Regions from separate parts of the Homo sapiens genome. Here region 2 is linked to region 1. The links are chromatin contacts, found by Hi-C or POLR2A ChIA-PET in ENCODE. All regions are on one chromosome and are shown on one strand. The core of a region is the stretch at or near the end of the contact, and the rest is flanking DNA. Distances in the headings are between cores, read along the strand shown. Region 1 has its middle 110 kb from the start of YJU2B. Region 2 holds the start of C19orf53 (chromosome 19 open reading frame 53).

Region 1 (5,022 bases), core at 1,340-3,839:
CCAGGCTGGAGTGCGGTCATGTGATCTCAGCTCACTGCAACCTCTGCCTCCTGGGTTCAAGTGATTCTCCTGCCTCAGCCTCCTGAGTAGCTGGGATTACAGGATAGCACCACTACTCCTGGCTAATTTTTGTATTTTTGGTAGAAATGGGGTTTTGCCGTGTTGGCCAGGCTGGTCTTGAACTCCTGACCTCAGGTGATTCGCCTGCCTTGGCCTCCCAAAGTGCTGGGATTACTGGCATGAGTTACTGTGCCTGGCTTGTAATTTATATCTTAGCAAAATTGACGACAGTGTTACATGATACCTAGTGTCACTCACTGATTTATCTGCAGGCTTTTCTCCGTGTTTCCTACACCCCTGGACTCCCCCTGGAAGTCTTTAGCACATCTTTTCCTAGCCGGACGGTTTTTTCAGGACCCACTCTGTGCCAGAAACTGTTTTAAATGCCTCCCTTTTTCATAATCATTTCATCAAGATTATTTGTCCATTCAAGGTTCTTAGCCTGTTTTACAGGGAGACTGAGACTCAGATTAAGTTACCATTATGGGTTGAATTATGTCTTTGAAAGCTCATAAGTTGAGCTGGGCATGGTAGCACACACCTGTAATCCCAGCTACTCGGGAGGCTGAGGTGGGAGGACTGCTTGAGTTCAGGAGTTTGAGGCTGCAGTGAGCTATGACTGCGCCACTGCACTCCAGCCTGGGTGACAGAGCCAGGCCTCGTGTCTTAAAAAAAAGTTCATAAGTTGAAGTCCTAACTTCTAGTACCCTAGAATGTGACTTTATTTGGAACTTGGGTCATTAGAGACATAATTCATTAAGATGAGGTCACTGGGGTGGGCCTAGTCTTAGTTCGTTCCTGCTGCTATAACAAAATACCAGAGAATGGGTAATTTGTAAACAACAGATATTTATTGCTTATGGTCCTAGAGGCTGGGAAGTCCAAGATCAAGGCACCAGCAGATTCAGTGTCTGGTGAGGGCTTGTCCTCCGCCTTCGAGATGGTATCTTGTTGTTGTGTTTTTACGTGGCAGAAGAACAAAAGGGCAGCCAGGCATGGTGGCTCGTGCCTTTAATGCCAGCACTTTGGGAGGCAGAGGCAGGAGGATCACTTGAGCCCAGGAGTTCAAGACCAGCCCGGACAACATAGCAATACCCTGTCTCAAAAAAAGTTTTGTTTTGTTTTTTTTTTTTAAAGAACAGATGGGCAGCCGGGCATGGTGGCTCACGCCTGTAATCCCAGCACTTTGGGAGGCCGAGGCGGGCGGATCACGAGGTCAGGATATCGAGACGATCCTGACCAACATAGTGACACCCCATCTCTACTAAAAATACAAAAATTAGCCAAGCATGGTGGCGCATGCCTGTAATCCCAGCTACTCGGGAGGTGGAGACAGGAGAATCCCTTGAACCAGAGAGTTGGAGGTTGCCGTGAGCCAAGATCACGCCACAGCACTCTAGCCTGGCAACAGAGGGAGACTCCGTCTCAAAAAAAAAAAAAAAAAAAAAAAAAAAAAAAAAAAAAAAGAACAGATGGGCCAAAGGCCCTAGCTAGTTCCCTCAGGCCCTTTTTTAAGGTACTAATCCCATTCAGAGGGGCAGAGTCCTCCGGACTTAATCACCTCTAAAGGCCCCACTGCTTAACACTATTGCATGGGTCTTAGGGTCCAACATTTCAATTTGGGTGCACACATGCATTCAAACCCTGGCAATCCCTAATCCAATATGACTGGTATCCTCATAGAAGGAGGAGAATTTTGAACATAGGCAGTGGACACACACACACACACACACGCGCGCGCGCGAAGGAAGGAAGGAAGGAAAAGAGAGAGACAGAAGAAGGAAGGAAGGAGAAGAGAGAGAGACAGAGGAAGGAAGGAAGGAAAAGAGAGAGAGGAAGGAAGGAAAGAAGGAAGGAAAAGAGACAGAAGAAGGAAGGAAAAAGAGAGAGGAAGGAAGGAAGGAAAGAAGGAATGGAGGAAGGAAAAGAGAGAGAGACAGAGGAAGGAAGGAAGGAAAAGAGAGAAAGAGAGGAAGGAAGGAAGGAAAGAAGGAAAGAAAGAAGGAAAAGAGAGACAGAGGAAGGAAGAAAAGAAGGAAGGAAAAGAGAGAGACAGAGGAAGGAAGGAAGGAAAAGAGAGAGAGAGACAGAGAGGAAGGAAGGAAGGAAAGAAGGAAGGAAGGAAGGAAAGGAAGAGAGACCATGGCACCAGGAAGTGATAAAGTTGGGGTCTGAGCACAGAAGGATTCGATTTCAGAGCCTGTGTGTCTTCTTGCAGTTTAAACAATTGGCTCACACAGGCAAGGAGAGTGTACACTTTATCTCACATATTATTTCTTGGTTTCCTGCATCCTAATTGTCCTTCTGTCACTGTTAATGCATAACTAGACTTTGCCCAGGATATGCAAGCAACGATTTTCTTGCCTGGGCCAATGGCAAAGGCATTCATTCTGCTGATGGTAGATGGTGTCAAATTTCCCAGTAGCGCTCTGTGTGCGGGGCTCAGCTGTTGGGCTCAGAGAGAGACCTCTGCCCCCATGGAGGGCATTATATGTTTGGCCAGCTGCCTGCTCTCTGGGCCAAGAGAAATACGATCAGAACATAAACAGTATAGTAACAGCACTCCACCCACAGCGGGACTGGCTCAAAACCAGATGTCACGAGGAACATAAATGCATAAATGGGATTGTCCTTGAGGCTTACTGGAGGCTTCCCTGGAAAATCAATTTTCCCTTTTGTATCTGTTTCCTTTGGTAGCCAGAGAAGGAAAAAGGAATCAGATCAGCCAAGCAGGCTGCTGAGAAAGATGACCTGAATTGCAGGGATGCAGAAAGTGCTGAAGATGCTTTGTCAGCTGAGAACTGGTTAAGAGAAAGTGGGTAAAGTCCATTTTTCCTTCCAGCTCTACTCTTCCTCACCTTCTACCCTCTTCTGTTCCTGAGGCTGACCCCAAAAGACAACATCATTGGGCTCTGTTGCCCACTGGCTTTTGGTTGGCTCAGCCAATGGGAGTTACTCACAGATGAAAAGTGAGAGAAGGTGCGATGGCTCATGCCTGTAATCCCAGCACTTTGGGAGGCTGAGCGGGGAGCATTGCTTGAGGCCGGGAATTTGTGACCAGCCTGGGCAGCATAGGGAGACTCCATCTCTCCAAAGAAAGAAAAAGAAAAGAAAGAGAAAAAAAAAAAAAGGAAGGAAGGAGAGAGAGAGGGAAGGGAGGGAGGGAGGAAGGAAGGAAGAATTAGCTGAGTATGGTGGCACATACTTGTAGTGCCAGTTACTTGGGAGGCTGAGGCAGGAGGATTACTTGAGCCCAGGAGGTCGAGGCTGCAGTGAGCTATGATCCTGTCACTGCACTCCAGCCTGGGTGACAGAGCAGAAAAAAAAAAAAAAGTGGGAGAAGGGTGAGGTTGAGGGAATTTATCTTATTTATTTATTATTTATTTATTTATTTATTTATTTGAGACGTAGTCGTCTCACTTTGTCAACCAGACTGGAGTGCAGTGGCGTGATCTCAGCTCACCGCAACCTCCACCTCCTGGGTTCAAGTGATTCTCCCTGCCTCAGCTTCCCGAGTAGCTGGGATTACAGGCACCTGACACCACACCCGGATAATTTTTGTATTTTTTGTAGAGACAGAGTTTCACCATGGTGGCCAGGCTGGTCTCAAGCTCCTGACCTAAAGAGATCCACACACCTCGATCTCCCAAAGTGTTGGGATTATAGGCATGAGCCACCGCGCCCGGCCAGTTAAGGGAATTTAAATTTATTTCCTTGGCTTCCTCTGTTTCAGGTTGCTATGGGTTGTGTGCGTCCCTCTTTCAGGCTGCCTTTTCTGCACAATTCTCCCTGTGTCTGTGGAGCCTAGAACCTTCTCTTCTTCACCCCTTCAGGTGTGGGTGGTAACAGCTTCCTGTAGTTGCTGTTGCATTATCCAACCGATCCAGCCTTTGCTGTAAATATATTTTATTAAATGCTTCTCAGATTACCCAGTTTGAATGTGCCCTCTGTTTTTTGCATGGGCCCTTGGAGGTAAGTGAGGTAGTATTCTCTGCCTCGTTCCTGGACTGGCTGACCAAGGCCCTCCCAGTTTTCTAACTGGATCAACACATGACATTGCTTTCTAAATGGTTTTGCTTCCAGCATCTTTTCTTTCTTTTCTTTTCTTTCTTTTTTTTGAGATGGAGTCTTGCTCTGTTGCCCAGGCTAGAGTGCAGTGGCATGATCTTGGCTCACTGCAAGCTCCGCCTTCCGGGCTCACACCATTCTCCTGCCTCAGCCTCCCAAGTAGCTGGGACTACAGGTGCCCACCACCACACCCGGCTAATTTTTTGTAGTTTTTAGTAGAGACGGGGTTTCACTGTGTTAGCCAGGATGGTCTCAATCTCCCGATCTCGTGATCCGCCCGCCTCAGCCTCCCAAAGTGCTGGGATTACAGGCGTAAGCCACCGCGCCTGGCTTTTTTTTTTTTTTTTTTTTTTTTTTGAGACAGAGTCTCGCTCTGTAGCCCACCTGGAGTGCAGTGGCGCAAACTCGGCTCACTAAAACCTCTGCCTCCTGGGTTCAAGTGATTCTCCTACCTCGGCCTTCCGAGTAGCTGGATTACAGGTGTGTGCCACCACACCCGGCTAATTTTTTGTATTTTTAGTAGAGACGGGGTTTCACCATGTTACCCAGGATGGTCTCCATCTCCTGACCTCGTGATCCACCCACCTTGGCCTCCCAAAGTGCTGGGATTACAGGCATGAGCCACTGTGCCTGGCCTTTTTTTTTTTTTTTTTTTTTTTTTTTTTTTTTGAAGGCAGAGTTGAAAAACCAATTGGAATCATAGAGAAGGTGCCCAGACTTTGGCTACTGGACAGAAGTTCCTTTTTTTTTTTTTTTTTTTTTTTTTTTTTTTAGACAGGGTCTCCCTCTGTCACCTAGGCTGGAGTGCAGTGGGGCAATCTCAGCTCACTGCAACCTCTGCCTCCCGGGTTCAAGCAATTCTCCAGCCTCAGCCTCCCAAGTAGCTGGATTACA
Region 2 (5,022 bases), core at 1,292-3,791, 140 kb before region 1:
CTGGGCAACAAGAACGAAACTCTATCTCAAAACAAAAACAAAAAACAAAAACAGTTCCAATGACCACGATCACCAGCATCGGGACAGCTAACCAGGTGCCTGGATGCAGGGGTCATGGAGCTGGAATTCAGTGCATGTACCGGGACAATATAAGCATCAGTAGCGTAATATGTTACACTGTTAAAGGATGGTAAGCGCTGCTATGGCAAAGAGGAAACAGGAGTGAGGAGGGATGGGTACAGGTCACCATCAAGGCAGGCCTCTTTGAAGAGAGTTGGAAGAAGGGAGCAGTGTGTATTATTGGGAGAGGAATCCAGGCAGAGGAAACAGCCAGTGCAAAAGTTCTCAGGTGGGACAAGGAGCCCAGGAAGGGCTCCGGGAAGGAGGGGTCAGGGGCCAGTAAGGCTAGAGGGAGTTAGCAGAGGAGAGGGTGGAAGGAGACGAGGGCAGATTCTACAGGGCCTTGTGGCTGAGTGAGGACTGGACCTTTTTCCTGGGTGAGGTGGAAGCCATGGAGGATTCTGAGCCAAGGAGGGAGGGAACCGACTCAGGTGCTCATGGGCACCCTCTGGCTTCTGTGAGAGGACCAGGTGGGATCCAGGAGACAAGGGAGAAGGTGGCTGCACTGGTCCCGGTGGGAAATGATGTGGGTGGGACCAGGTAGGGGCCAAGAAGATGGGAGGCGGGTGGATTCTGGATTGATTCTAAGGGCAAAATAGGGGCGAGCACAGTGGCTCATGCCTGTAATCCCAGCACTTTGGGAGGCCGAGGCGGGTAGATCATGAGGTCAGGAGTTCGAGACCAGCCTGGCCAACATAGTGAAACCCCATCTCTACTAAAATTACAAAAAAAAAAAAAAAAAAAAAAAAAAATTAGCCCGGTGTGGTGGTGCAGGCCTGTAATCCCAGTTACTCGGGAGGCTGAGGGAGGAAAATCGCTTGAACCCAGGAGGCAGAGGTTGCACCTAAGCCAAGATCACTCAACTGCACTCCAGCCTGGGCGACAGAGCGAGACTCCATCTCAAAAAAACAAAACAAAACAAATGGGATGAGACCGGGATGTGAGAGAAAGGAGGGATTCAAGGATGACCTATGGCATCTGGAAGGAAGTGATCACAGGGGGAGGAGGGCAGAATGGGAAGGGAGGATCAGGAATTTGGTTTTGGACATGCTGAGTGCAAGGTGACCATGAGATTCCCCACTCCACGGAGGTAAGCGGGCCAGTGGGTACCCAGTTCTGAGAAAACCGACACTCTGGGGTGACGAAACAATTTGCTCAAGATCACAGGGCTGTTTACTGTGGAGTACAATTCAAACCCAGGTTTGACTCCCACCAAAACCAGTTTTAAATCTCCTTCCAACTTCTTTACAAGCTCAACCTTACCCATCTACATATAAATGTTGCACTTAAAAACAACCATAGGGTGGCTCACGCCTGTAATCCCAGCATTTTGGGAGGCAGAGGCGGGAGGATGCCTTGAGGCCAGGAGTTCAAGACCAGCCCGAGCAGCATAGTGAAACCTGTCTCTACCAAAAATACAAAAAAAATAAAATTAGCCGCGTATTGGCGAGCACCTGCAATTCTACCTACTCGAGAGGCTGAGACGGAAAGATTGCCTAAGTCCAGGAGGCTGAGGCTGCAGTGAGCTATAATGGGGCCACTGCACTCCAGCCTGGGCAACAGTGAGACCCTGACTCAAAAAAAAATGACGATAACCAACGCACCCTCACACTTCTTTGAGCCCTCTGCTGTTCTAGGTTTACAAAGCTGGGCTTTCAATTCCCTTCCCATGTCACCTCGCTGTCTTCCTGAGTTCAATTAAAGAAAACAGTAACAGCAAGAGGCTGACGTTATTGGAACCCTTTTTGGGCCGCAGGTCTTGCTTCTACGAGGCCCTTTTGAAGTGGTAAGTGGTGTTCCTGCACCCCTTGCACAAGGAAGAAAAGGGAGGCCCACAGAGCTGGGAGTCCTCCAGGCCTCATCCCTTGCCCTTTGCCGATCCCTGTGCTCCTTCCCTCGCCGGCCTCCAGATTTCATCTCTCGTCCCTAGCACGTCCCCCAGCCCCTATCCCTCGCCAGCTTCCACCTCTTACCCCTCTCTGCGCCCCGGGCTCCATCCTTCGCTCCTAACGCGGCCCCTGGCTCTATCCCCTCGCTCCTAGCTCGTCCCCAGGATCCACCCTCTCCCCTCACTGATCCCCGGGCTCCACCCATCCCCCCTCGCCGTCCTCCGGGTTCCACCCCTCGCTACTCGCCGCCCTCCGGGCTCCATCTCTCGCCCCCGCACACCTTCTTGAGCTTTTGCTGCTGCACGACGCGCGCCTTCTTGGGAGCGATAACACGACCTGGGGAAAGATGTGCTCACGTGAGGCCGGGAAGCCGGGGGTCCACCTCGCCCCCAAGTCCCCGGGCCGCTCCTTACCGCCTTTTCTTGGGCCCCGATTCTTTTCAGAGGCTGCCGCTGCCGTCTTACTCTTTGCGGGTTTGTGCGCCTGAAACTTGCGCTGCCCCTGCGCCATGGTCCGGCACGCAGCGGAAGAGGCGGGACTGTGAGCAGTCGTAGCCGGAAGGCACAGGGAACCATGGGATACAGCGGGGCGGAAAAACGCAAGAACTCACGGGATACAACGTGGCACAGAGTTAAAGAGACAGCATCCCACAAGGGTAGTGTAGTGGATCACAGTTGGAGTTTTCAAACATTACGAACAAAACGGTGACAATGATAAGCTAACGTTTATTGAGAGCTTATGTGTTTTAGAAAACTTACAACGTTTTATGATCTTTACACATAAAAACTCAGACTAGGTTAGGGTGTGGCACTCACCTCTGGTACAGAATTTAAGAAGGTTCAAAAACTTTGGTAATAGTAAACAATATTTTCAAGACTTAAAAAATATTTTAATATCCAAAATAATCAAATTGTTAAACTACATCCTGCAGACCGGCAGCATAATTTTGTAAATAAAGTTTTAGTGGAACCAGGGTGTTGAGGTCAGTAAGCTCAAGGCACAAGTGCGGGGTTCTAGCCTCTTCAAAATTTTATTTAGGCCGGGCACGGTGGCTCACGCTTGTAATCCCAGCACTTTCGGAGGCCGCGGGGCGCGGATCACCCGAGGTCAGGAGTTGGAGACCAGCCACGACTAACATGGTGTCTCCAATAAAAATACAAAAATTAGCCAGGCATAGTGCCAGGCTCCTGTAATCCCAGCTACTCGGGAGGCTGAGGCAGGAGAGTCGCTTGAACCCAGAAGGCGGAGGTTGCAGTGAGCTGAGATGGCACCACTGTACTCCAGCCTGGGCGACAGAGCGAGACCCCGTCTCAAACAAATACTTGTTTTGTTCATCATGGATTTTTTTTTTTTTTTAAAGAGATGGGGTCTCACTCTGTTGCTTAGGGTGAAGTGCAGTAGTGCAATCAAAGCACACTGCATCCTTGAACTCCTGGGCTCAAGCCATCCTCCCACTTCAGCCTGAGTAGCTGGGGCTAGAGGTGTGAGTTCCATGCCCAGCTCATTGTTTTTAAATTTTTGTTTGTAGAGACAAGCTCTTCCTATGTTACCCAAACTGGTCTCAAACACCTGGGCTCAAGGGATCCTCCCAAAGTGCTGGAATTACAGGCATGAGCCACCAAGCCTGGCCTCATCATGGATTTTTGCATTAATTTTGATTTTTAAAAAATACTGCTGTAAGGTCAGGCACAGTGGCTCATGCCTGTAGTCCCAGCACTTTGGGAGGCTGAGGCAGGGGGATCATTTGAGTCAGGAGTTCGAGACCAGCCTGGCCAACATGGTGAAATCATGTCTCTACTAAAAATAGAAAAATTAGCTGGGCATGGTGGCGCATGCCTGTAATCCCAGCTACTCAGGAGGCTGTGGCAGGAGAATCGCTTGAACCGGGGAGGCACAGGTTTCAGTGAGCTGAGATCTCGCCTCTACATTCCAGCCTGGGTAACGAGTGATACTTGATCTCAAAAAAAAAAAACCCAAAACAAAATATTGCTTTAAAATATTTTTTATCTTGGTTGCTGAGCTTTTTTGGTGTCCTCTTAAAATTCTGCCCTGGAGATGTCACCCTAGCTCCAGCCCTGACCTTAAGAGGGAGGTACTAGTATTATCCACATTTATTTTTTATTTTTTTAATTAAATAATTAATTAATTATATTTATTTTTGAGACGGAGTCTCGCTCTGTTGCCCAGGCTGGAGTGCAGTGGCGCTATCTCGGCTCACTGCAAGCTCTGCCTCCCAGTTTCACGCCATTCTCCTGCCTCAGCCTCCCAAGTAGCTGGGACTGCAGGTGCCCACCACCACACCCGGCTAATTTTTTGTATTTTTAGTAGAGATGGGGTTTCACCATGTTAGCCAGGATGGTCTCAATCTCCTGATCTTGTGATCCACCTGCCTCGGCCTCCCAAAGTGCTGGGATTACAGGTGTGAGCCACTGCGCCCGGCCTGTTATCCACATTTTATAAATGAGGAAACCAAGGCACAGAGAGGTGAAGTGACTTGCCCAAGATCATACAGTGGGAAAAGTGGCGGAGTCAGGATTTGAATCTGGGCAGCCTGGCTCTAGGTGCTGGGCTCTAGATGGAAGGCCCTGTCTGAGCTCCCTGCACTAGGAACAAGTGTGGTCAGGGGCTGGACGGTCAGCTTTTGGGTAGCCATTCAAGAAATGTATTGAAAAACCTAGAGAGGCAGGCTAGGGAGAGCTGAGTTGGTTACATCTGGGGTCCATCTAGGGTTCCATCCCTGGAAGAGATGGTGGTGGTTAGGGCTGTCCGGAGCTCCTCAGGGGCAAAGACCCCCAGTTCTGTGATGATGCCACCAGTGATGAGGTCGTGGGGGGTGACATCGAAGGCAGGATTCCAAACTCCAATCCCTGCAGGGGAGAGAGGGGAGGCAAGGAGGCAAGAATTTGCTTCTGTGAAAGTTCTCAGGTTGTAGTCATCTGTTTCTACCACAGTGGTTCTTGGAGTTGGGGAGTCCTTGAGAACCTGAGGATTCTCACCCCAAAAGTACATGCAG

The links. Hi-C counts contacts between places; a loop is a spot of excess contacts on that map. ChIA-PET counts read pairs that join two places held with the same protein, here RNA polymerase II (POLR2A). Pooled maps may share reads with other maps.
Region 2: POLR2A ChIA-PET joins it to region 1 with 10 read pairs in B cell. The contact joins the promoter of C19orf53 here to the enhancer-like site in region 1. A Hi-C loop is called at or near these places in 5 of 50 pooled maps. POLR2A ChIA-PET finds 5 or more read pairs at or near these places in 4 of 52 experiments (B cell, H1, HEK293 and 1 more).

Annotation. Positions count from the first base shown.
Region 1 is chr19:13,630,783-13,635,804 of GRCh38, reverse strand. No RefSeq gene overlaps it. Among named protein-coding and RNA genes, the nearest start is that of YJU2B, 110 kb to the left of the region's middle. Within about 2 kb of position 2,589, at least 3 of the 41 ENCODE cell types and tissues checked have a DNase peak (open chromatin) inside an H3K27ac peak, as active enhancers do.
Region 2 is chr19:13,771,975-13,776,996 of GRCh38, reverse strand. It overlaps C19orf53 (chromosome 19 open reading frame 53), which reads right to left and starts at 2,541. Exons shown (of 3, transcript NM_014047.3): 1 at 2,423-2,541; 2 at 2,290-2,345. The coding sequence starts at 2,519. It overlaps MRI1 (methylthioribose-1-phosphate isomerase 1), which reads right to left. Exons shown (of 6, transcript NM_001031727.4): 6 at 2,715-4,876. The coding sequence ends at 4,716. RefSeq lists enhancers at 1,476-2,004, 2,005-2,534, 2,511-2,710, 2,781-2,850.